2 separate regions of the Homo sapiens genome follow, and region 1 is linked to region 2. Evidence: read pairs that join two places in POLR2A ChIA-PET (ENCODE). Cell type or tissue: GM12878. All regions are shown on one strand. Each heading gives the region's core, and the rest is flanking DNA. Links, peaks and the distances in the headings are about the cores only. Region 1 holds the start of LOC107985934 (a long non-coding RNA gene). Region 2 has its middle 20 kb from the start of NT5DC4.

The links. ChIA-PET counts read pairs that join two places held together with the same protein. Peaks named below come from ENCODE experiments on the same cell type or tissue, not always from the same donor. Only the 100,000 strongest peaks of a DNase experiment are listed, where the experiment ranks them.
Region 1: POLR2A ChIA-PET joins it to region 2 with 13 read pairs; 25 of 35 experiments call an interaction of 5 or more read pairs at or near these places.

Annotation. Positions count from the first base shown.
Region 1 is chr2:112,630,923-112,643,273 of GRCh38, forward strand. LOC107985934 (a long non-coding RNA gene) reads left to right here and starts at 2,372. Exons shown (of 2, transcript XR_001739642.2): 1 at 2,372-6,648; 2 at 8,038-8,924. SLC20A1-DT (SLC20A1 divergent transcript) reads right to left here. Exons shown (of 5, transcript NR_033871.1): 3 at 12,257-12,351; 4 at 11,161-11,267; 5 at 10,908-11,060. RefSeq lists enhancers at 1-245, 9,511-10,710, 9,950-10,244, 10,840-12,039. In GM12878, for the core only: no CTCF peak of the experiment used is centred there; a DNase peak (open chromatin) is centred at 5,804; H3K27me3 peaks cover 374 bases.
Region 2 is chr2:112,694,832-112,707,182 of GRCh38, forward strand. No RefSeq gene overlaps it. Among named protein-coding and RNA genes, the nearest start is that of NT5DC4, 20 kb to the right of the region's middle. RefSeq lists an enhancer at 1-18. In GM12878, for the core only: no CTCF peak of the experiment used is centred there; a DNase peak (open chromatin) is centred at 7,274; H3K4me3 peaks cover 410 bases; H3K27ac peaks cover 2,880 bases.

The DNA of each region.
Region 1 (12,351 bases), core at 2,199-10,198, 65 kb before region 2:
TGTGTGTGTGTGTGTGTGTGTGTGTGTGTGTGTGTGTGGTGTATACACACACACACACATATATATCTCCCACATCTCCCACAAGATAAAGTCAATATCTGGTCCGCTTTGATCGTTTCCTCCCTGTCATCATTGCCCCTGTGTCCCTCCTGGCACCTCTGCCCAAGCCTGGTCCAGCAGCCCCTTGCCCTGGATTCCCACACCAGGCTACAGCTGTCCATCCACGCCCCCATCCCCTCCGAGAACACGCTTCCTCCTGCAGCCCGCTTCAGGACCAGCCCACACACCACCTCCTCCAGGGGCACTGGGGTTCCTGGAAGGTGCTGGCTCCTCCTCCCAACTCCAGGCACCCTGACGCCACTTTGTCAGTGTGGTTTTCACATCCTGTCCTAGCGGTATGTTTGTCTTTTCGCCCCCAGATTCACAGCTTCCTAAGTGAAGGAGCCAAGTCTTGCTCTTTTCTTTACCCTAGAACAAGATACAGTTTCTGATCATACTTAATATTTGATGAACAGATGTTTTCCTTTAAACGTTTAAAGTTTAACTTTTAAAATCTCAGTAAGAAATACATCTGACATTACCACCCAGACTCATACACACATGTCACTGAATCAAAAGTTTCATGAAATAATACTTACTCTGTTGGATGCACTCTGATATTTTCTTTAATTTCATTTTTTAAAAAGTGCTTGTGGGGACTTGTAGGTGGAAAGCCATGGTCCTAAAGTGTACGGAGAAGCTGTCATTGCTAAAGTGAGAGAAGCTTTGCTTCCAAGCTAGGATCAGGTTAGGATTAAACTATAAACAGATGAGGGCTTCTGTTTGCTCTGATCTGCAGACTGAGAGAGTCTGGCCTCATTAAGAAACAGAAGCCAAGGCGGGGCTTACTGACGATGATGGACTTCAAGCTCCTAGGGCCTGCTCTTTGCAGCTTTCCTGTTCAGTACTTTATATCTTTCCTTCACTCCTTTAACATACCCATCCCTAACTCACAAAGATTCCCCAGACTCCACCTGGTACCCCAGCGATATTGTGTGCACAGCTCTACGATGGCTCTTGTCACACTGTACTGTAATGCAAATCTTTTTTAGGTGGCTAGCTCTTCAACTGAGCTGCTGGAGGGATCCCGGCCAGGGAAATGCTGGCCAAAAAGAGTGTGTGAATGGGAGGAGAGGAACTTTTGCATCTTGGGGTCTAGAGGTGCCCATCTCTTCCTTGTTGTTGCCTGGGCAGGGGGTCACCACTGGCTCTGGAGCCACAGCGGGGAAAGGCAGGCCAGGGTACACCGCGGTGGAGCAGAAGGGCAGGGAGCAGTGATGTAATTCAATTACAGAACTCGGTTATCCCTTCACTTTGTGTAGAAACGTCACCACTTAATAAATTTTTTTGTTTGTTTGTTTGAGACAGAGTCTCACTCTGTCACCCAGGCTGGAGTGCAGTGGCATGATCTCAGCTAGCTGCAGCCTCTGCCTCCCGGGTTCAAGCGATTCTCCTGCCTCAGCTGGAGAGTCCTACTCTCCTGAGTAGCTGGGACTACAGAGGTGCACCACCACACCCAGCTAATTTTTGTATTTTTAGTAGAGATGGGGTTTTACCATGTTGGCCAGGATGGTCTCGATTTTCTGACCTTGTGATTCGCCCACCTCGGCTTCCCAAAGTGCTGGGATTATAGGCATGAGCCATCGCGCCTGGCCACCACTTAAGAAATTAATAGTCCCAGCTACTTGGGAGGCTGACGCAGGAGAATCACTTGAATCTAGGAGGCGGAGGTTGCAGCGAGCCAAGATCACACCACTGCACTCCAGCCTGGGTGACAGAGCGAGACTCTGTCTCAAAAAAAAAAAAAAGTAAGAAATTAAGAAAATAGGCTGAAGGTGGTGGCAAGTGCCTGTAATCATAGCTGCTAGGGAGACTGAGGCATGAGAATTACTTGAACCCAGGAGGCAGGGGTTGCAGTAAGCCGAGATCACGCCATTGCAGTCCAGCTTGGGTGACAGAGCGAGGATCCAACTCAAAAAAATAAATAAATAAATAAGCCGGGCATGGTTGCACATGCCTGCAGTCCCAGCTGCTTGGGAGGCTGAGGCAGGAGAATCACTTGAACCTGGGAGGAGGAGGTTGTAGTGAGCAGAGATAGTGCCACTACACTCCAGCCTGGGCGACAGAGCAAGAGTGTCTCAAAAAAAAGAAGAAGAAGAAACAAAACCAAACCAAAGAAAATGCATGACTGTTCCTCTTAATTATTTACCTAGCTCTGTTTTGTTACATATTGTAGTTGTAACCCATGAGCAATAGATAAAATGTCACTAGATAGAATGTTTGTGGCCGGGCACAGTGGCTCACTCCTGTAATCCCAGCACTTTGGGAGGCCGAGGCAGGCGGATCACCTGAGGTCAGGAGTTCAAGACCAGCCTGGCCAACATGGTGAAACCCCTGTCTCTACTAAAAATACAAAAAATTAGCCGGGTGTGGTGGCACGCACCTATAATCCCAGCTACTCGGGGGGGCTGAGGCAGGAGAATCGCTTGAACCTGGAAGGTGGAGGCTGCAGTGAGCTGAGATCGTGCCATTGCACTCCAGCCTGGGCAACAAGAGTGAAACGCCATCTAAAAAAAAAAAAGGTAACAAAAAACTCTCCCTCAAATTCGTGTTGATACCTAATTCCCAATGTGATAACATTTGGAGGTGCGGCCTTTGGGAGGTGATGCAGTCATGAGGGTGGAGACCTCATGAATGGGATTAGTGCCCTTATAAAAGAGACCACCAGAGAGCTTCCTCTCCCCTTCCTTCATCTGAGGACACAGTGAGAAGCCAGCTGTCTATGAACCAGAAAGCAGGCCCTCATCACACATTGATTCTGCTGGCGTTTTGATCTTGGACTTCCCAGCCTCCCTGTGAGAAATGAATTTCTGTTGCTTACAGGCCACCTGGTCTATAGTCCTCTGTTACAGCAGCCTGAATGAACCAAGACACCCATGTACACATTTACAAACAAAACAAGTACGGCCTAGCCCACATTCTCAGGAGCTTACAATTTTCCTTTAAGTAAAGTTACGTGGGAAGACCCTGAACTGTGGAGCAAAAAGGGCCTGCGTTGAGACTAGCTCTCCTGCTTGTCGTGCTGTGGTCTTGAGAAGCACCTGAACTCTTTGACCCCTTTCTCCTCATCTGTGGAATTAGGGTAACTATGCCATTCCCCAGGCTTGCTACCAGGAGGAGAATGCGGGGACAGACTTGGGAGCAGCTCACATTCCTGAAGAAGTTAACGTTCTAAGGTATGGTGGTGACAAGCCGGACCGGGCAGAATACATTCTTCCCGTGGTGAAACAGAGGAAAATAAAGCTGGACAGACAGTGAAGGGCCCTGTCATGGAAAGCTCCAGCCAGACAGAGCGGTCTGGAGTTTGTTTTGCAGGCAGTGGTCATGGGGAAAGGCTTTGTGAAACTCACGGTTCAGCGGCTGAGTCTCACCGCCTGTGTAGCTTGGGTGGGGTGGAGTGAGACTGGAGGCTGGGAAGCACCTGAGAGGTGTCAAGGGCTGCCGTGTGGACTTAGCCTGGGGCAGTGGGAGGGGTAGGGGTGGAAGGCAGGCCACAGGAGTGAAAATAGGGCCCCGGTTTCCAGGGCGTCGTTCCCCCTGCATCTTGCTCTCTGCCTTTCTCCTCTTGTCCTTCTGTCTCCACCCCTATCCCCATCTCCCAAATGCTTCAGAGCATAAAGGTGCTGCCCAGCCAAAATCACCCGCACAAACTCCAGGTAAACTTGGTCTGGGCAGCTTTGAGTGGGTCATGAGTGGAGGAAGGGCAGGCCCACTCTTTCCTTAGTATATGAGTGAGAAAAGCGACCGCTGGTTAGATCTCACAGGAAACCAGAGCCTTGTGGCAGCACCTGACTTCAGGTGCAGCACAGCCCACGGAGTGAGAAGCTGACACCTCTGTGCCTGCTGAGGCAGGCTGCTCCTTCTACACCAGGCCAGGGAAATCAGGTCACCCACTCCAACAGTCTGCCGGACGCTGGGGACTGACTGCTGCCTCTGGGGCATCCACCACAAAGGATTCATGGACTCACTGACAGGGCCAGGCACCTGGCTAAGGATCTCAAACTGGTGCGGCCCACGGGTCCATTCAATCTATAGATGGGTTTTGTGCGGCCAACACCGTCCTTCTTGTCTACCTGTTGTATATGCATTCTGGCCTTGCCCCTGAGTTTATGAATTTACCAACCCCACCTTAGCAGGGCATGAAGAAATGCAAAGGCGCTCCAGGAGCTTCTGATTTTGCTGGGAAAACAAAACAAGTATACAGGCAAAGAGGGAGGACAATGGCAGACCCAATGCATGGGGCAGTCATCTGCATTTCTGAGTTGAATTTAGAGAAGAGATCTTCTCCCACAGATGATAAAGGGGTGCATAGAGGTGAGGTGCACACGGCCTGGGGGAAGTCAGCCCTGGGATGAGCATGGGAGAGGGAGGTTCCCCAGTGGGGAAGGACACGAGGGTATGGACTGGAGAAAATCTGCATGGCTGGGCCCCATTCCACAAACAGAGGGCCCCGAGAGGTGTCTGCGTAAGGGAGTGATGATGAAGGCACATGGGGAGAGTGTACAGGACTGGGCCACCCAGGAATCAATAATCTGGAAAAGGTGGCAGAGTGGGGAGCTCTGATTCAGGAGAGGCACTGCTTTGGGAGAAATCTCAGAGGATGTAAAGACTGATGCCGTGTGGAAGTTGGATTCAAAGGACACCAGGCTTGAAGCTTCAGAGTATGTAAGAGAGGTGCAGCTCTGGTTATTGAAGCAGGGGAATCATGAGAGGGAGGTTGCTCAGGGTGGGAGGTGAGAAGCTGAGACATTTTGGTTTAAATGTTATATTTAACAGAAGAGATATGCAGCTTACATTGAGAGCTATGGGGCAGGACATGGAGGCCTGGTGGAAAAGTGCATGTGGAGGTGATGATTTAGGGCAGGGATGGATTCGGTGAAACCCCGAAAAAAATGTGGAGGGACAGATACTGGGGATAAGGAAAAAGGAAATTGTTGTGGAACTGGAGAGGTGGGGTGTACACAGGTGTCAGGGGAGAAGACAGTCCTAGGGAAGTGCTCTATTAGCATTACCAATTGCAGAGGTTTCAGAAAGAGTGCTGAGAAGAGGCTGGGGCGTCTGAAGCTAAGGGGCAACAAGATTTTCAGCAGGGGTGCGGAAACGGGCAATACCTTTCAGGGTAGAGGAGAGCAGGTGCAGGGGAAGGAAGGTGGACTGGTAGAGACTGCTATCTCAGGGAACAGGCAGTGGAAGTGATGGGTAGGAAGAAAAAGGAAGGCATAGATGTTTGGAGGCAAAAGGGAAGGAGACAGTGAGAAGGAAGTGCTGAATTTGCTGAGGACAAAGGAGAAAATGAGACAGAAAGAGGCAGATGAGGTGGACGGGGTAGACGGAGATGCTAATCTTGGATTTCACAACAGGCTGCATCCCCTATCCCTCCACTGTGTGCCAGGCCTACCAGCCTGCACCTGGCCCCAGTACCCCCAGGCCTTGGTCTTTATTCTTGTGGTTAGGCAGCATGGAAGTCAGGCAACTGGATGGACCAGGCATTCTCTGGGAATGGCCAAGGGTGTTCAAAGCCCAGGGCTGGGACCCAGAGCACCAGCAATTATTCCTTTTCCCGTTTGCTACTGATTCTTCTTTTCTTCCTTCATCATAGGGCCCATCAGAGCTGGTGGCTAGAAATCATCCAGAGGGCTGTAAACATTAGTGAGGCACTGAGTGGTCCCTGTTTCGGCCAAGGCATAAGCAGACAGATGGGAAGTGAAAGTGGGTAACCACTGAAAGGTGAGGGCGAGGGCTGGTTTCATCATCAGCGCCGCTGGCAACAAGAGCTATTAAGAGCCAGCCTTTGGCGAGACAGTAAGGAACTACAGATTTAAAATTCCTAGCAGCAAAGCTGTGTCTCTTCAGGGTTTGGTTACCCATGCTGATCCCATAACAACCACCATGCCAATGGCAGGGAACATCAACAAGCAAGGTGGTGACCATGAGGATGACCTTGCCACAAAACCAACCATACACCCCACACCCCTGGGGAAGGAGGCACCCACCAGCTGGGCCCTGTGGGGCTGTTCCAGAAAGTGCAGGTTGGGAGGAGGATGGAGTGAGGAAAGAGGCCAGGGTCTAAATGGAAAGGGCCAGTGAAAGGGAGAGACAGGCTTGTTAATCAATGACCACTACAGAGTTGGAAAGAGAAGGCAAAGAAAATGCCTCACTGCTGAGGATCAGCGTCCAAAGATTTCATTCTACTGAGAGTTAAAGAGATGCCAAAGCCGGGATTAATGTTGGCAAAGGAGATATGGATGGGCCATGACACCACCAGCCATATGTAATCAGAAGGGGATCAAAAAACATCCCCAGCCTTGAAATTGGCATTTTCTCTTATGTGCTGGGTGGACATTTGGCAATATCATATAAAATGAAAATATTTGCATAGCCCATGACCCAGAGAGTCCACTTGCATAAGGACGTGCTTTATAATGGTCTATTCCACTGCAGATAATAAAAGAAGGCGTGCAAGAAGATCTATATGCAGTGACGTGCAAAGGTATCAAGAACAAGTTGCGAAACCCCATGGTATGATTTCATCTGATTAAAAGAAAAAAGGTATACACTATATATTATAGTGAAAATACCTATGTGTGTGTGTGTGTGTGTGTGTGTGTGTGTATTACAAGTAATGATTAAAAGTAGTTATGTCGGGGGGTTAGACTAGAAAGTTGAGATTCTAAGGAGGAGCATTTTTCACTTGATATTCTTCTCTATGGTATAGTTTTTACATGAGCTTTTTTTTTTTTTTTTTTTTTTTTAGACAGAGGAGTCTCATTTTGTCTCCCAGGCTGGAGTGCAATGATGTGATCTCAGCTCACTGCAACTTCCATTTCCCAGGTTCAAGAGATTTTCATGCCTCAGCTTCCTGGGTAGTTGGGATTACAGGCATGCTCGGCTAATTTTTTTTTTTTTTTGATACCGAGTTTCGCTCTCGTTACCCAGGCTAGAGTGCAATGGTGTGGTCTTGGCTCAATGCAACCTCTGCCTCCCGAGTTCAAGCAATTCTCCTGCCTCAGACTCCCTGAGTAGCTGAGATTACAGGCATGCTCCACTATGTCTGGCTAATTTTTCGTATTTTTAGTAGAGACGGGGTTTCTCCATGTTGGCCAGACTGGTCTTGAACTACTGACCTCAGGTGATCCACTCGCCTCGGCCTCCCAAAGTGCTGGGATTACAGGCATGAGCCACTGCACCCAGCGAGCATGTATTATTTTTATAATAATTTTTAAAAATCTTGAGCTCCTCTTGCCCTAAACTATTTCCCCTATTAGTCTGGTTGTTTCGGTGCCCATATATTATGAAATAATCAGAATACAAGTCTGATAAATATGAATTCTAGTGGGGACAATGGAATAGGGTATTTGCAATTGAAGTCACTGCATGAAGTACTCTCTCCCTTGTCCCTTTCTCTCCCTTCTCTGGCCTGAATGTCCCATCCCTATCCCCATACCTGTAAGTCACTCCTCTGGCTTAAATGGGGAGTTAACACAGGGTGGTGGGAAGTATAGTAGACTTGGAGTCTCTCACGCATTGCCTGCCAGGGCCCACCGTGCAGGACTCCAGGCCCTACTCTAAAACTTGCTACTTGCCCGACTGCAGGCTCTCAGACCCTCATTTCCCTGTGATAGGGTAAAAAAAATACTTGCTCTGCCTACATCACACAGATGTGAAGATAAAATGAAACAATGCCTTTGAAGGTATCTGGAAACAGGAGAGTGAGTCCTATATATATCTATATATATGTGTGTGTGTGTGTGTGTGTGTGTGTGTATATATATATATATATACACATATATGGTTTTTATAAATCAGCGTTAACATTTGATTTTATAACCATCATTAAAAAGGGAGAGGTAAATGGGTGGAGAGGGAGGAGTGAAAAAACAAAATAAAAGGTAGAGGCAGTATTCAAGGTCACAGTTAAAAATTTCATATTCCCTGCAGGTGGTAGGTGCTGAATGGTTGAATAAATGAACAGTCCTAAAATGGATATATTTTGGGGCAACAGTAAGTTGCCCCCAGGAAGAAAATCACTTTTGGAAAATAAAACTGGCAAGAATCTATGCTAAATGGATGAGACCAGCCACAGAAGCACTTCATCCTAAAAGATGGTAAAGGTGGTGTATACAAAATTAGGCCGGGTGCAGTGGGTTATGGCTGTAATCTCAGCACTTTGGGAGGCCTAGGTGGGTGGATTGCTTGAGCCCTGGAGTTCGAGACCAGCCTGGGCAACATGGTGAAACCCAGTCTCTACAAAAAATACAAAAATTAGCCATTCGTGGTGGGATGCAACTGTAGTACCAGGTACTGGGGAGGCAGAGGAAGGAGGATCACCTGAACCTGGGAGGTCAAGGCTCCAGCGAGCTGAGATTGCACCACTGTACTCCAACCTGGGCAACAGAGTGAGGCCTTGTGACAAAAAAACAAAACAAAACAAAACAAAAAACCCAACCAACTTGGGTTGGGCAGGGTGGCTCACGCCTGTAATCTGAAAACCTTGGGAGGCCGAGGCGGGTGGATCACTTGAGGTCAGGAGTTTGAGACCAGCCTGGACAACATGGTGAAACCCTGTCTCTACTAAAATTACAAAAATTAGCTGGGCATGGTGGCAGGAGCCTGTAGTCCCAGCTACTCAGGAGGCTGAGGTGGCAGAATTGCTTGAACCCAGGAGGCAAGGGTTGCATTGAGCTGAGATTGTGCCATTGCACTCCAGCCTGGATGATGGAGCAATACTCCGTCTCAAAAAATTAATAAACAAATAAAAACAAAATAACAAAACTGGGGGATACCCAAACCCAATTAATATTCAAATAAATGCTTGTTAAATGCCAGGGATAGTGCTATGCATTTTACTTATTTAAGTCTCATAACAACCCTATTATTTCCACTTTACAGAGGAATGGGAGGCACAGAGAAGTTAAGCAATTTGCCCAACCTCATAGCATGTAAATGGTCGACAAGATTCTAATTTCTAATAGTCTGGCCCCAGGTCCCATGTGCTAAACTATCCCTTACCTAGAACAGTAGGAATGCTTGCTCAGAAAAACAGGACTTAAAATAGAAAAAAGTGGTGTTTTTTGAACATCTGACTGAAACGGAATGTGTTAACATATTGTTTCTAAACTTACCAGGTAGCAAGAGTCATTCTTGTGATTGCTTCCCAAACTGCAGCATGCTTATGAATCATATGGGGATCTTGTTAGAATGCAGATTCTCATTCAGCAGGTCTGGGGTGGAGTGAAGGCTCTAGGCAGAGGGCTAGAGGGTCCCATCATTGGAGATAGACTTCCCCACGGAAAATGAAGAAACTGGGTTCTGCTCAGAACCTCAGTCTCCCATGAGGCAGTTCCCAATAGCAGAAGCCTCTCTTTGAGTGCCCCAAACACCTGAATTTCTGGACCAGGAAAGCAGAGGTACAGCCCCAGGCCCTACTCCCTCCCTGAAAACTCAGCTTTTTGTGCCCAGCAAGCTCTGAGGTGGGGGGTCTTGTTGGGAAGCTTTCTCTTGCTGAAGGGATCAGACAAGTGAGGGGCACTGACCCTGGAAGAGGAATGCTGGGGAGCAAGAGCCTCGGCAGTGGTGGAGTGGACTGTGCAGTGAGTGGCCTGGCACAGTCTCCTGTGCTCTGGTCTGTAGAGAGAGCGAATGATAAATAAGGATGTACTGGAAGATGAGGTGTGTGGTTCATGTCCAGAAGTGGCAGGTCTGTTGGGGGAAGGGAGAGATTGACTTTGCCTCTTTGGCTGTTGTATTCATGGCCAGTCCTCAGTGTGAAACTCAATGCAAGAAGGGGTTTGTGGCCCATAAAAGCATGGGCTGGTCAATCTTGTTGATCCACTAGATCCATAGCAGGCTATTTGTTGACTGAACAGACGAATGAATGAAAGGCTAGGGAAGCCATACAAAGCCAGATGCTGTTACCCTCCACCTCCTCCTGGGATGACTTTGGGGATGACTCACGTCCTGCTGCCCCCTCACTTTCTCAGCCTAAAACCACACATCCTGGACTGTGCGGGCAGCGAGCTGACCCTTCCTTTTCTGCTGTAGGATCTTCATTACACAAAGTTCCTGAGTTTCCAGCAAGTTGCCTTTCTTCCCTGTTTAAGAGCTGAGAAAACTGGGCCTTGGGGAAAGCGAGAAGTCCCAGTTTAAGTCACCAGAGACGTCTTCCTAAAGAAGTATTCAGGATGCTGTGCTATCCAGAAGCTGGCTCCAGAGACACCTGGACCATTTCAAGCTCTAAGAACTGTGCTTCTGTTCCCTCTGCCTGGCTCCTATGCCATATCACACCCACATGTGTGAACTCAAAGCCAAAGGGAAGAGACCAGGCCATGTGCAGCCAGGACAGAGGCATGTAAAATCTAGAGAGGGTGGGCCAACCTCCCATACTCCTGTGTTGGCGGAGAAATAGACCCACCAGTTTGTCTGGCACAACCAAAACTCAGCTTTCTTGCCATGGGATGCTGGCCTGAGACCAGTCACAACCAGTCTCAACCAGTCTCCATATCAGGGCTTGGCTGTCTGGGTGCTTTCAAGCACCCTTCCCCCACCTGGATCCCAAGCATCCCTTGGACTCTGCCAGGACAGAGCCACAGATGCCGGGGGAAATGGGAAATGACTGGAGACACAGAGGACAGCCACATTCAAAGCTGGTGGGAAAGTGGTGGTGGTGACATGTGGCCCTTGCCTGAAACATTATTTTGAATTTATTTCCTGTAGGAATTGACTACAGGTGGGTTTTGTCTTGCAAGATAGGTTTCCTTTCTTGAGAAATCTCAAGAGAACAGAGTTTTCAGTAACTCTAAGACACGGTTAGGCCACTGCAACAACTTTATTTCTGGAGAGAACATGTGCTCTGGCTTCCTGCCTCTTCCTACTCTGGGGAAACTGGGGCCAATCTCGAAGACTGATCTCCTAGAAATGTCCTTTTTTATTCCAACAGGGTTTGATGCAGCTCAAAATACAGGCTGTAAAAGCAACAGAGTTAATAAAAAGGAGGGGGAAAGAAGGAGGAAGTAAATGTGTTAAGTGCAAATAAGAGTTGGCACCTAGGGCAATCATACTTGCCTCAGTACTTGCTGGCATCCTGGGAAAAGGCACTTACAATCTTGAAATTTGTTAGGTTCTTCGCAGCTTTAACTGCCGCTTCCTTCTCTGTGCCTCCGTTTCTCTGTCTATAAAGTAAGGGGAAAATACCTCATCTGAGATTTATTGAGAGCATCACCTGAGATAATCCATGCAGAGCACCTGAAATAGTACCTGGCACACAGTAAGCATTCAACTGCATCACAGATATTATTATTATTATTATTTTGAGATGGAGTTTTGCTCTTGTTGCCCAGGCTGGAGTGCAATGGCACGATCTTGGCTCACCGCAATCTCCGCCTCCCGGGTTCAAGTGATTCTCCTGCCTCAGCCTCCCAAGTAGCTGGGATTACAGCCATGCACCACCGTGCCCAACTAATTTTTGTATTTTTAGTAGAGACAGGGTTTCTCCATGTTGATAGGCTGGTCTCGAACTCCCGTCCTCAGGTGATCCACCCGCCTTGGCCTCCCAAAATGCTGGGATTACAAGCTTGAGCCACCATGTCCAGCTACAGGTATTATTATTACCTCATTCATCTGGGGATGGGGAGGGCATTGGTGGGTGGAGAGGAGCTGGTTCTCCTTTACTCCAAGGCTCCTACCTTCTCTTCCCTGGATGTTCTCGCCCCTGCTCCCATGCAAGTCCTCACAGACGGCCTCTGAAGCCGCCTTTGTTCCTGGTCTGGTTCCACAACGTTCCCATGCCCACTTGAGCTCCCTCTACTCCAAGTAGACTATTTCCAGGATGAGTACTTCAAGTACATCGAACAGTGACCTCAAATGCATTTCCTTGACTGTGCCTCTCTGAACTAAAAAGTGCAGAAATGTCATTGCTTCCTTCTTTTGTCTGGTCTTCCACAGGGCTAGGTTGGGATCCGGGGGGAGAGTAGCTTTCCTAGCTCTCAGCAGCTCAACTCCACCGAATTAGTGAACGATGGACATGTCCCCAAGAGGACTCTAAACCCACAGTCCCCAACATGGTGTTCTGCAGCATGCCACAGGTCATCTTGTTCTGTCCTCTCTGAGGGTGAGGTTGGAGAGGGACCCTAGGCTCACAGGCTCAGTGACAGTGACTCACCAAAGATCCTGTGGGCAGTCAGGGTCTGGGCCAGGCCAGTGAGCCCATTCATATGGCATGAGCCACAACACTGTTCCTCTTCCTCCGGCAGCAGC
Region 2 (12,351 bases), core at 3,169-11,168:
GGCTCGATCTCAGCTCACTGCAACCTCCACTTTCTGGGTTCAAGCGATTTTCCTGCCTCAGATTCCCAAGTAGCTGGAATTACAGACACCTACCACCATGCCAGGATGATTTTTTTTTTTTTTTTTTTGAGACGGAGTCTCGCTCTGTCACCCAGGCTGGAGTGCAGTGGTGCGATCTCGGCTCACTGCAGCCTTCGCCTCCCGGGCTCAAGCAATTCTCCTGCCTCAGCCTCCCCAGTAGCTGGGATTACAGGGCGCGCCACCACACCTGGCTAAGTTTTGTATTTTTAGTAGAGATGAGGTTTCACCATGTTGGCCAGGATGGTCTCAAACCCCTGACCTCAAGTGATCCACCCTTCGAAGATCCCTGCTCTCTCAGAATTTGTAATATAAACATAATGTTAATGAGAGGTACAACTTAGAGAACTTATCGAAGTCAAAAGAGTGAGATTTTAAAAATACAATACAGTTTTAGTTATAAAAATAATAGATGCAATGTGGAGAAATTGGAATCCTTGTGCACTGCTGGGGGGAATGTATTTTAATTTTAATTTTTAATTTTTTTTAGAAACAGGGTCTCACCGTGGCCCAGGCCGAGTGCAGCGGAGCCGTCATAGCACACTGAAGCCTTGAACTCCTGGGCACATGCGATCCTCCCACTTCATTGTTCCAAAGTGCTGAGATTACAGATGTGAGCCTGACTGGGAATATAAAATGGTATATAACCTCTGTGGAAGACAGTATGACAATTCCCAAAAAGTTAAACATAGATTCAACATATGATCCAACAATTCCTCATTTAGGTCTATACCTCAAAGAATTGAAAGCAGGGATTCAAACAGATAGATAGCTATACACCCATGCTCATAGCAGCATTATTCATGAGGGTCAAAAAGTGAAAACAACCCAAGTGTTTATCAACAGGTGAATAAATAAGCAAAATGTGTTGTATTCACACAATGGAAAGTTATGCAGCCTTAAAAAGAAAGGAAATTGGCTGAGCATGGTGGCGCATGCCTGTAATCCCAGCACTTTGGGAGGCTGAGTTGGGTGGATCACCTGAGGTCAAGAGTTCGAGACCAGCCTAGCCAACATGGTGAAACTCCCATCTCTACTAAAAAATACAAAAATCAGCTGGGCGTAGTGGCAGGTACCTGTAATCCCAGCTAATCGCTGGAACTGGGGAGGCGGAGGTCGCAGTGAGCCGAGATTGTGCCACTGCACTCCAGCCTGGGCAACAAGAGGGAAACTCCATCTCAAAAAAAAAAAAAAAAAAAAAGGAAGGAAATTTTTTGATACATGCTATAACATGGGTGAACCTTGAAAACAATTACACTAAGTGATATCAGCCAGACACAAAAGGAAAAATCCTGTATTATGATTCTATTTACATGAAGTACATAGGAAAATTCATAGAGAAAGAACATAGAATAGTGGTAACCAGAGCCTGAGGGGCAGGGGAAATGAGTTAGTGTCTAATGAGTACAGTTTCAGTGTTGGAAGATGAAATGTTCTGGAGATGGATGGTGGTGATGGTTGCACAGCAATGTGAATGTACTTAATGCCACTGAACCGTACACTTAAAAATGGTTAAGGCCCGGCGTGGTGGCTCACGCCTGTAATCCCAGCACTTTGGGAAGCCGAGTTGGGTGGATCACGAGGTCAGGAGATGGAGACCATCCTGGCTAACACGGTGAAACCCCGTCTCTACTAAAAATACAAAAATTAGCTGGGCGTGGTGGTGGGCGCCTGTAGTCCCAGCTACTCGGGAGGCTGAGGCAGGAGAATGACATGAACCTGGGCAGCGGAGCTTGCAGTGAGCCGAGATCGCACCACTGCACTCCAGCCTGGGCAACAGAGCGAGACTCCATCTAAAAAAAAATTAAAAAAAAAAAGGTTAAAAAGTGGCACATTTTATGTTGTGTATATTTCACCACAACAAAAGACAAAAAAGTGATGAATGCACATAGTAAACATAATTCATTCAAAAAAAGTGAATGTTTTCCAATTGGCTTTCCCACCCTGATTCCCAGTCTTGCTTCTCAGTTACCCATTGTTAGCAGATGCTGGTGGATCCTTCAAGACATGTTATCCCTACGCAAATAGAATCATGCTGTCTACAAAACCGCAACTTTTTTTTTCACTTGCTAATATCACAACCATCTTTCCAATTCAGTATAGGAGCATCAACCTCATTCTTCAGAAGGTTTCATTTTAGGATATTCCGTAATTTAACCAGCTCTTTCTTAATGAACATTTCGGTAATTTCCAGATTTTTGCTCTACAAACTATGCCACGTTACATATCTGTTTGTGCTGCATTAATTATCTTTTACATAGCTGTGGGAATATATCTGTTAGATAAATTCTCAGAAAAAGGATTTCTGGATCAAAGGGCATGTGTGCTAAAAATGTTGGTAGATATTGCAATATTGCCCCACAAAAAGAATACACTAATTTTAATTCCCGCCAATGGGCTAACTCACTGGCCATTCCTCTATTCCTCCCTCCCTCTCTCCATCCCTTCTCTCCCTCCCTTTATTTCCTTCCTTCTACCTAACAAACAGACAAGTAAAAAGTCCTTTTTTTGGCTGGGCGCCGTGACTCACGCCTGTAATCCCAGCACTTTGGGAGGCCAAGGTGGGTGGATCACTTGAGGTGAGGAGTTCGAGACCAGCCTGGGCAAAATGGTGAAGCCCAATCCCTACTAAAAATACAAAAAATTAGTCAGACATGGTGGCAAGTGCCTGTAATCCGAGCTACTTGGAAGGCTGGGGCAGGAGAATTGCTTGAACCCGGGAGGCGGAGGTTGCAGCCAGCCGAGATAGCGCCACTGCACTCCAGCCTGGGCCACAGAGCGAGACTCCATCTAAAAAAAAAAAATGCACTTTTTTTCAAGGTACATAACAGGAATAAAAATAAAATGTATACTGTTTCTCATAGTCTGATGATTCAGGTTTGGTGTGTTTATATGACAGATTATTTTGAAATGTTTGGGCCTTATGCATGATTTTTGTGTTGCCCATACACATTTAAAAAATATATTTTGTTTTAAGGAATGACTGTTGTGCTCAGGGTATAATTTTAGTTTTGGTTGTAATCACCCTTTCTTTATATGATTACTTATTTCCCTGAAGTTTTTAATTTTTTTGAATAGGTAATATATTTCCATGGCTCACAATTCAGAACTAGGAACCAATGTATTGTGAACAATTTATCTCTTTCTCTTATTTCCTGTCTCTAGTTCCTACCACCTTCTCTGTCCTCTGAAATCCTGTTTTTAGTTTCTTATATATTCCTCCAGTTTCTTTATGCAAATGGAAGAAACTTCAAATATAGATTCTTATTCCTCTTTTTTTAAATAAATAATTTCAACTTTTATTTTAGATTCAGGAGGTATATGTGCATGTTTGTTACCTGGATATATTGCGTGATGCTGAGGCTTAGGGTACAATTGATCCGGTTACTCAGGTAGTGAGCTTAGTACCCAATAGTTAGTTTTTCAACCCTTCCCCTCCTCCCTCCCTCCGTCCCTCCCTCCCCTCTCTAGTAGTCCCCAGTGCCTATTGTTGCCATTTTTGTGTCCATGTATATCCAATGGTTAGCTCTCACTTACAAGTGAGGAAATGTGGCATTGGTTTTCTGTTCCTGCATTAATTCACTTAGCATAATGTTCTCCAACTGTATCCATGTTGCTGTAAAGGATGTGTTTCACTCTTTTTTATGGCTGCTTAGTATTCCATACTGTAGAGGTACCACATTTTCTTTATCTAATCCATGGATGAGCACCAATCCATGATTTTGCTACTGTGAATAGCACTTTGATGAACATACAAGTACATGAGTCTTTTGGTAGAACTATTGTTTTCCTTTGGGTATATACCCAGTAATGGGACTGCTGGGTTGAATGGTAAGCTCAGCTTTAAGATCTTTGAGAAATCTCAAAATTACTTTCCACAGTGATTAAACTAATTTACATTCCCACTAACAGTGTCTAAACCTTTTATTTTCTCCACAGCCTCATCAGCTGGTTTTTTTTTAATTTTTTGACTTTGTAATAATAGCCATTCTGACTGGTGTGAGACGGTATCTCATTATGGATTCGATTCCCATTTTTCTGATGATCAGTGGGTGGAGCATTTTTTTCATATGTTTGTTGGCTCCGTGTGTATGTCTTCTTTGGAGAAGTGTTTGTTCATATCTCTTGCCTACTTTTTAATGGGGTTATTTTTGTTGTTGTTGTTACTCCCTTCTTTTTTTTTTTCATGCAGAATGTAGATACTATTTGTTCTGCAAACTTTTCCCCCACAGTTGTTGGTAAATCTTGGAGGTCTTTCCTTACTAGTAGATAGAAAGCTTCCTCATTCTTCTTTTTTTTTTAATTGAGGTATGATTGACATGCCAAAAAGCTGTACATATTCAGTTTGTACATCTTGATGAGTTGAAAATAAATATATACCCATGAAACTGTCACCATAAAAAAGCCATAAACATAACCATCAAATCTAAAAGTTTTCTCTCTTCCTCTTTTTTTGTGGGTGTGATAATGACATTTAATATGAGCTCTGTCCTCTTAACACCATTTTAAGTATACAATACAGTATTGTTAATTATATGTGCCATGCTGTACAGCAGATCTCTAGGACTTGTTCATCTTGAATAGCTGAAGCTTTGTACTTTTTGACCAGCATTTCCCTGTTTCCCTCTCCCCCCAGTCCCTGGTAACCTCACTTTTCAAAGTCGTATGTGTATAAAGTATTGCATTACTGTGGGGCCTTAACTTTATTTAACCAGCCTTCTATTGATGGATATATGCTACTTATTTTACTGTTATAAGCAGTGTTACCATGAGCAGCCTTATATATGTGGACATTTTGGATTTGTACAAATCAATCTGAAGTGTAAAAGTGGAATGGGTCAAAGAAAGGATTGATCTTTTTTTTTTTTTTTTTTTTTTGTAGAGTCAGTATCTTGCTGTGTTGCCCAGGCTGGAGTGCGGTGGCACCATCGTGGCTCACTATGGCCTCAAACTCCTGGGCCCAAGCAATCCTCCCACCTCAGCTTCTCAAGTAGTTAGGACTACATCACAGCCAACTAATTTTAAACATTTTTGGCAGAGATGGGGTATTGCTCTGTTGCCTGGGCTGGTCTCAAACTCTTGAGCTCAAAAGATCCTCCCGCCTCTGCCTCCCAGAGTGCTGGAATTATAGGCATGAGCCACCACACCTGGCTGATTTATCTTAATTTTGATAGATGCTGTCAGATTGCCTTCCAGAAGTGGTTGCATCCATTTACATTCCCACGAATAATGTTTGAAAGTTCCTCTTTCTCCACAGACTCACCAACAGAGAATATTATCAACTAGTTGGATTTTTGCCAATGTGATAGGTGAAAATTATCTGTAGTGTTAATTTGCAGTTATTTTATGAGAGATTTTGATGATCTTATACATTTAAGAGCCAGTTGTTTTCCTTTTCTTTGAATTGTTTGTTCATTTTTCTCTTATTTGGTTATTGATGTTTTTCTCAAAGCTCTTTATGTATTAGGGAGATTCACTCTTGTCTGTGTTACGAGTTGTAAGTTCCTCTTCCCACAGTGTCACATGCTTTTGGTTTTGCTTATGGTGTATTTCATCACTGCCTTCTGAATTATGATTGCTTAAATTTTTTTTTTTAATTTTGAAATAATTTATGACCCAAAGAGTTACAAAGATAGTACAGAGAGTTCCCTTAAATCCTTCTTTCAGCTTCCCCTACTGTCCTCCAGAATTATGGTACAATGACTTTCAGTCAGAAAGGTAACATTGACTCAGTGGAGTTAATTAATACATAGATTTCAGTTGGGTTTCCCTAGTATTCCACCTAATGTCCTTTTTCTGTCCAGCATCCAATCTAGGATCCTGTTTTGATTTAGTAATGATATCCTCTGAATCTCCCATCTGTCACAGTTTCTCAGTCTTTTCTTGCTTTTCATGACGTGGACAGTTTTTAACAGTAATGGTTGGGCATTTTGTAGAATCTTCCTCAATATAAGTCCATTCAATGTTTTCTCATGGTTATATGAAGGTTATGGATTTGGGGGGAGAATAATGCAGAAGTAATGTGCTTTTCTACCAGTGTACCATGTCAGGATACATGATATTAACTCTGATTGCTTGGCTAAGACAGTGTCCAGCTGGTTACTCCACTGTAAAGTTTCTATTTTCCCCCTTGTAATTAACAAGTATTTTGGGGGAGGTACTTTGAAGCTACTGAAATATCCTGATTTTTCTTAAGCTTCTGATGCAGGGCAAGTGAGCCTCCAAATTGGAGATTAGCCAGAGGGGGTTTTTGGCTTTGCTCAGGAAAGAATTCAAGAGTGAGCCAGTGGTGTGAGACAGCAACTTTTATAGATGCGGTAGTGAAGGGCAGCAGCAGAGGAACTGCTTCTTCTGGAGCACGGCTACCCATAGGCAATGTGCCCAGAGCAGCAGCTCAGGGGCAGTTCTGCGGTTATACTTATACGTACTTTATTTATTATCATTATTATTTTATTTTTTGACAGAGTCTCACTCTGTCGCCCAGGCTGGAGTGCGGTGGAGCGATCTCTGCCTCCCTGGTTCAAGCGATTCTCTTGCCTCAGCCTCCTGAGTAGCTGGGACTACAGGCATGTGCCACCACGCCCGGCTAATTTTTTATGTTTTTAGAAGAGATGGGATTTCACCATGTTGGCCAGGCTGGTCTTGAACTCCTGACCTCAAGTGATCCACCCGCCTCAGCCTCCCAAAGTGCTGGGATTACAGGCATGTGCCACCATGACTGGCCTGTATTTTATATACAAATTAAGTGATGGGTTATTCAGAAATTTCTAGAAAAGGAGTCATAACTTCCAGATGTTGCCATGGCAATGGTAAACTGTCATGGCACTGGTGGGTGAGTCTTATGGAAAGATATTTTTGGTGCCTCTTCTCTGTTTCAGCCAGTCTTCAATCTCATCTGGAGTCAAGTCCTGCCTCCTACCTCACTTCTACCCACTAATTTTAGCATTCTTATATGGATCTTGTTACAGACTGGGCCAGCTACATAATTTGTAGGTCTTAGCACAAAGCGAAAATGCTGGGATTGCAGGCCTGAGCCACCGTGCCCCATCAATCATTGCTGTTTTAAAATTAATAAACTTTATCTTTTAAAGCAGTTTTAGTTTCACAGCAAAACTGAGCAGAAGGTGCAGAGTTCCCATCCACCTCTCCCCACCCATGCACAACCTCCCACACTGTGGACATCCCCCACCAAAATATTAAAAATCGATGCACCTGCACTGACTCATCCTCGTCACCCAGAGTTCATAGTTTACATTAGACTTTGCTCTTGGTGCTGTACATTCCATGGGTTTTGACAAATGTATAATTACATGTATCCACCATTATAGGATCATGCAGAATAGTTTCCTGTCCTCAAAATCCTCTGTGCTCTGCCTGTTTGTCCCCTCCCTTCCCCCAACCCTTGGTAACCACTGACTTTTCTGCTGTCTCCATAGTTTTGCCTTTTGAGAATGTCATGTAGTTGGAATCATACTGTATGTATCTTTTTCGGCTGGCTTGTTTCACATAGTAATATGCATTGAAGTTTCCTCCCCGTCTTTCCATGGCTTGATAGCTAATTTCTTTTTAGCAGTAATATTCCATTGTCTTGATGTACCACAGTTTATTTATCCATTCACCTATTGTAGGATATCCTAGTTGCCTCTAAGTTTTGGCAATTATAACTAAATGTGCTGTAAACTTCGGTGTGCAGGTTTTTTTTTCTTTTAGACAGGGTCTCACTCTGTTGCCCAGGCTGGAATGCAGAGGCACAGTCATTGCTCACTGCAGCCTTGACCTGCTGGGCTCAAGCAATCCTCTCACCTCAGTGTCCCAAGTAGCTGGGACTACAGGCATATGTCACCATGCCTGGTTAATTTAAAAAATTGTTTTAGATATGTGATTTCCCTATGTTGCTCAGGCTGGTTTCAAACTCCTGGGCTCAAGCAATCCTCCAGCCTTGGCCTCCCAAAGTGTTGGGATTGCAGGTGTGAGCCACCATGCTTGGCCTCTCTGTGCGGATTTTTCTGTGGACATAAATTTTAAATTCATTTGAGCAAATATCAAGTAATGTGACTGCTGAAACATATAGTAAGAATATGTTTAGCTTTGCAAGAAACTGCCAAATTGTCTCCCAAAGTGGCTGTACCATTTTGCATTCCCCACCAAAAATGAATGAGAGTTCTTGCTGCTCCATATTTTCACCATTATTTGGTGTTGTCAGTGTTTTGGATTTTCGACATCCTAATAAGCATGTGGTGGTACCTCATTATTGTTTTAATTTACAATTTCCTAATGATATATAATGTTGAACATCTTCTCATATGCTTACTTTACCATCTGTGTATCCTGTTTGGTGAGGTGTCTGTTAAGACACCTGTTAAGGTTTTTTGTCCATTTAAAAAACGTTATTTTTTACTTTTTTAGAGACAGGATCTTGCTCCGTCACTTAGGCTGGAGTGCAGTGGCACAATTGTAGCTGACTGCAACCTTAAACTCCTGGGCTCAAGCGACGCTCCTGCCTCAGCCTCTTGAGTAGTTGGGATTACAGGTGCATGCCACTGTTCCTGGATAATAATAATGGTTATTATTATTAATTGTAGAGAAGGGGTCTCGCTATGTTGCTGGGCCTGGTCTTGAACTCCTGGCCTCAAAGTGATGCTCCCACCTTGGCCTCCCTAAGTGCTGGGATTACAGGTGTGAACCACTGCACCCAGCCTTTTGCCTATTTTTAAATTGAGTTGTTTGTTTTCTAGTTGTTGCATTTTAGGTCTTTTTTTTGTCGGGGGCAAAGGGGACGGGGTATCATTTTGTTGCCCAGGCTAGAGTCCAGTGGTACAGTCATGGCTCACTGCAAACTCAACCTCCTGGGCTCAAGCAGTCCTTCTGCCTCAGCCTCCTGAATAGCTGTAACTTTTTATTTTGTTTTGTAGAGATGGGGTCTCACTATGTTGGCCAGGTTGGTATTGAACCCCTAGTCTCAAGCAATCCACCCACCTCAGCCTCTCAAAGTGCTGGGATTACAGGAATGAGCTATGACGCCTGGCTAAGAGTTCTTTGTATAAAGTGGATAACAGTACTTTATCAGATGTGTCTTTTGCAAATGTTTTCTACCAATTCCTGGCTTCTCTACTCATTCTCTTGACATTGTCTTTCAATATTACTGCATTTTAATTAACCACTTTGAAACTCTATAGGGAATTTTTAAGTTCATTTTACTTATTTATTTTTTTGAGACGGAATCTTGCTCGGTCGCCCAGGCTGGAGTGCAGTGGTGCAATCTCAGCTCACTGCAGCCTCTGCCTGCCGGGTTCAAGTGATTCTCCTGCCTCAGCCTCCCCAGTAGTTGGGACTACAGGCATGTGCCACCATGCCCAGCTAATTTTTGTAGTTTTAGTAGAGATGGGGTTTCACCATGTTGACCAGGCTGGCCTCGAACTGCTGACCTCAGGTGATCCACCTGCCTCATCCTCCCGAAGTGCTGGGATTACAGGTGTGAGCCACTGCTCCCAGCCTTTAAGTTCATTTTTAAAAGTTGGTTTTTTTGTTTGTTTGTTTTGTTTTTTTGAGATGAAGTTTCACTCATGTTGCCCAGGCTGGTGTGCAATGGTGCGATCTTCACTCACTGCAGCCTCCGCCTCCTAGGTTCAAGTGATTCTCCTGCCTCGGCCTCCCGAGTAGCTGGGATTACAGGCATGCACCACCACGCCTGGCTCATTTTTGTTGCTGTTGTTGTATTTTTAGTAGAGATGGGGTTTTGCCATGTTGACCAGGCTGGTCTTGAACTCCTGACCGCGGGTGATCCGCCCTCCTCAGCGTCCCAAAGTTCTGGGATTACAGGTCTCAGCCTCTGCACCCGGTCTCATTTTTAAAAGTTTGAACTCATTTTTTTCCTTGTCCTTGAGTACGCTTTTCAGTCTCGGTCTTTGCCTTCTTCCCTCTTATATCTACTGTCTTCACCCTTTTTCACAGCTTGAGTCATTCAATAAATGTTGAGTGTGCACCTACTACATGCCAATCCCTGTAGATACTGTGGATATGCTATGGAACAAGAAAGACAAGCTCCGTGCTCTCTTGAGTCTTCCTGAAGGGTCACATCTACTATATACATAGAAATGTAAAAAGAAATACATGCTTGTTATTTTAAAAAAGAATAAAATAGAAGTGTATAAAGTAGGATGTGAATGTTTCCCCTCAGTCACCCTAATCCCACTCCTCTGTAGTCTCTATAGTTAATGGCTTGGGGTGTAGACTTCGATGGTACCTTTGGCTAAACCAAATCTGCATGATGTGGAGGTCTCAGGTTGTGGCAGACCTGGCAAAAGTATTTCCAGATGGAAATTGGCACTGGTTGGGATGTAAAAACCAAGCCAGAGTATCCCCATTTTCATTCCCAGAAGTTCTCTTTTCGATAGGCTTGCCTGATTGTTGCCTGCTGACCTTGGAAGTACTTGAGGCTTCCAAGATGTGTTCCTTGCAACCCTGGCTGGGATGCTGTTCTAAAAGATTCCATGGTCAAAGGAGTTTGAGATACACTCTCTATTATAATTCCCTTCTTGGGGGCTCATTATGCATATCAAAGCATCAAAACTCTGAGAAGTCCTGCAGTCATAAATCTTGTTTATTCCCATCTTCCCTAAATGTATTTAATCATGTCTTCTATTTGTTCCATGGAACTCTCGTAACTCCTTGTTGATCCCGGGTTCTGTGGAACTGACTCAGGGAGCCCAGGAGCCTGTGCTAGCCCATCTGCATATGGTTATTGCACCAATAGCTCAAGGAGGTAAGCAAGCAAAGTGTTCCAGATCAGTGACTGACACAGTGTCCTGTGCAAATGTGCTGTGAATACAGCATTTCTCCAGGGCATTTTGTATCTTTCTAGGGTGAGGCGAAGGCCTCCGAGGATGTGAGCTTCCCCTGAAAAAATTCACAGCAGATGACCAGTGATGCAGACCAACCTCGCCACCACTCATGCAAGAACATTCTATATTCATGACCTTTGCTTGTGAAACCCAGTGACCACTGTGGGCTCTAGGCTTATTTAGACATAAGCTTGGCTTGCACTCCAAATTCAATGCCTTCTAGAAATCCAAAGTACTCCTCAGAATTTCCACCATTTCCCTAGACACCATGCCCTCATGTTATCTCTGACTTTAGCTCCTGTTCCTATGGGTGCTGTCCTGGTTCCACGCCTCCAGATGGTAAAAATGTCAGCCCTTGAGATTTCTGCAAAGGGATCTCTTCACAGCAAGCATGTGGTGTATGGGAGGTTTGGAGCAGGAGTGGGCATGTGAAGAAGACAGAGGAGAGGTCTCGGCAGCCTATGGTATGGTAGGCAGCCCCATCTGTAGAGTCCCTGATCTTGGGGGCACCAGTGGCCTCCATCTCATCCAGTCCTGGCTTCCTTTGCACGTGTTGCTGCTCTCTTTCTGTCTCTTCCTTTCCTTCCCCTCTCTCCACCCCCTTTGCTGCAAAGACTCCTGACTCACGCAAGAGTTCAGCCCTATCTGCAGATCTCACCTTACTCAAAGGGGCTTATCAGGCCAGTGGTGAGGGAGTGTGGTCTGTACAACCACAGGAAGCGGGTTGGCCTGTTGGAGCATGAGCTCTTTTTTTGCTTTGTAGATCTTGGTATTTGTTCTTCTTGGATTTTCTAGTGCTTTCTGGAAACTCTGCTTTCTCAGGCTGTAGGAATGGGAATTCAGGGCATGTCCCAATGTGGGAGCAATGAAGGAAGCATAGACAGAGAGATATGTGATGTGCGTGAGAAAGGACAATTTTTAAAATTTTTAATGAGAACAAATTTCTTGGAAAAGATAATCTAAACAAAAGGAAAAAAAATCCAAGTTATAAGAAGAGTATACAGTGAAAAGCAAGCCTTCCTCCCCACTTTCAGTCCCTTAGTTCTTGTTCCTAAAATAGCCACTGTCACCAGCTTCTTATTGATCTTTTGGGAAATGTTTTATGTGTATATAAACAGAAATGTATATGTATTCTCCCCCAATAAAAAAAATAAATGATAGGCTGGACGCTGTTGCTCACGCCTATAATCCCAGCACTTTGGGAGACTGAGGTGGGTGGATCATTTGAGATCAGGAATTCGAGACCAGCTTGGCCAACATGATGAAACCCCGTTTCTACTAAAAATACAAAAATTAGCTGTGCATGGTGGCGGGTGCCTGTAATTCCAGCTACTCGAGAGGCTGAGGCAGTAGAATCGCTTGAACCTGGGACGTGGAGGTTACAGTGAGCTGAGATTGCGTCACTGCACTGCAGCCTGGGCGACAGAGTGAG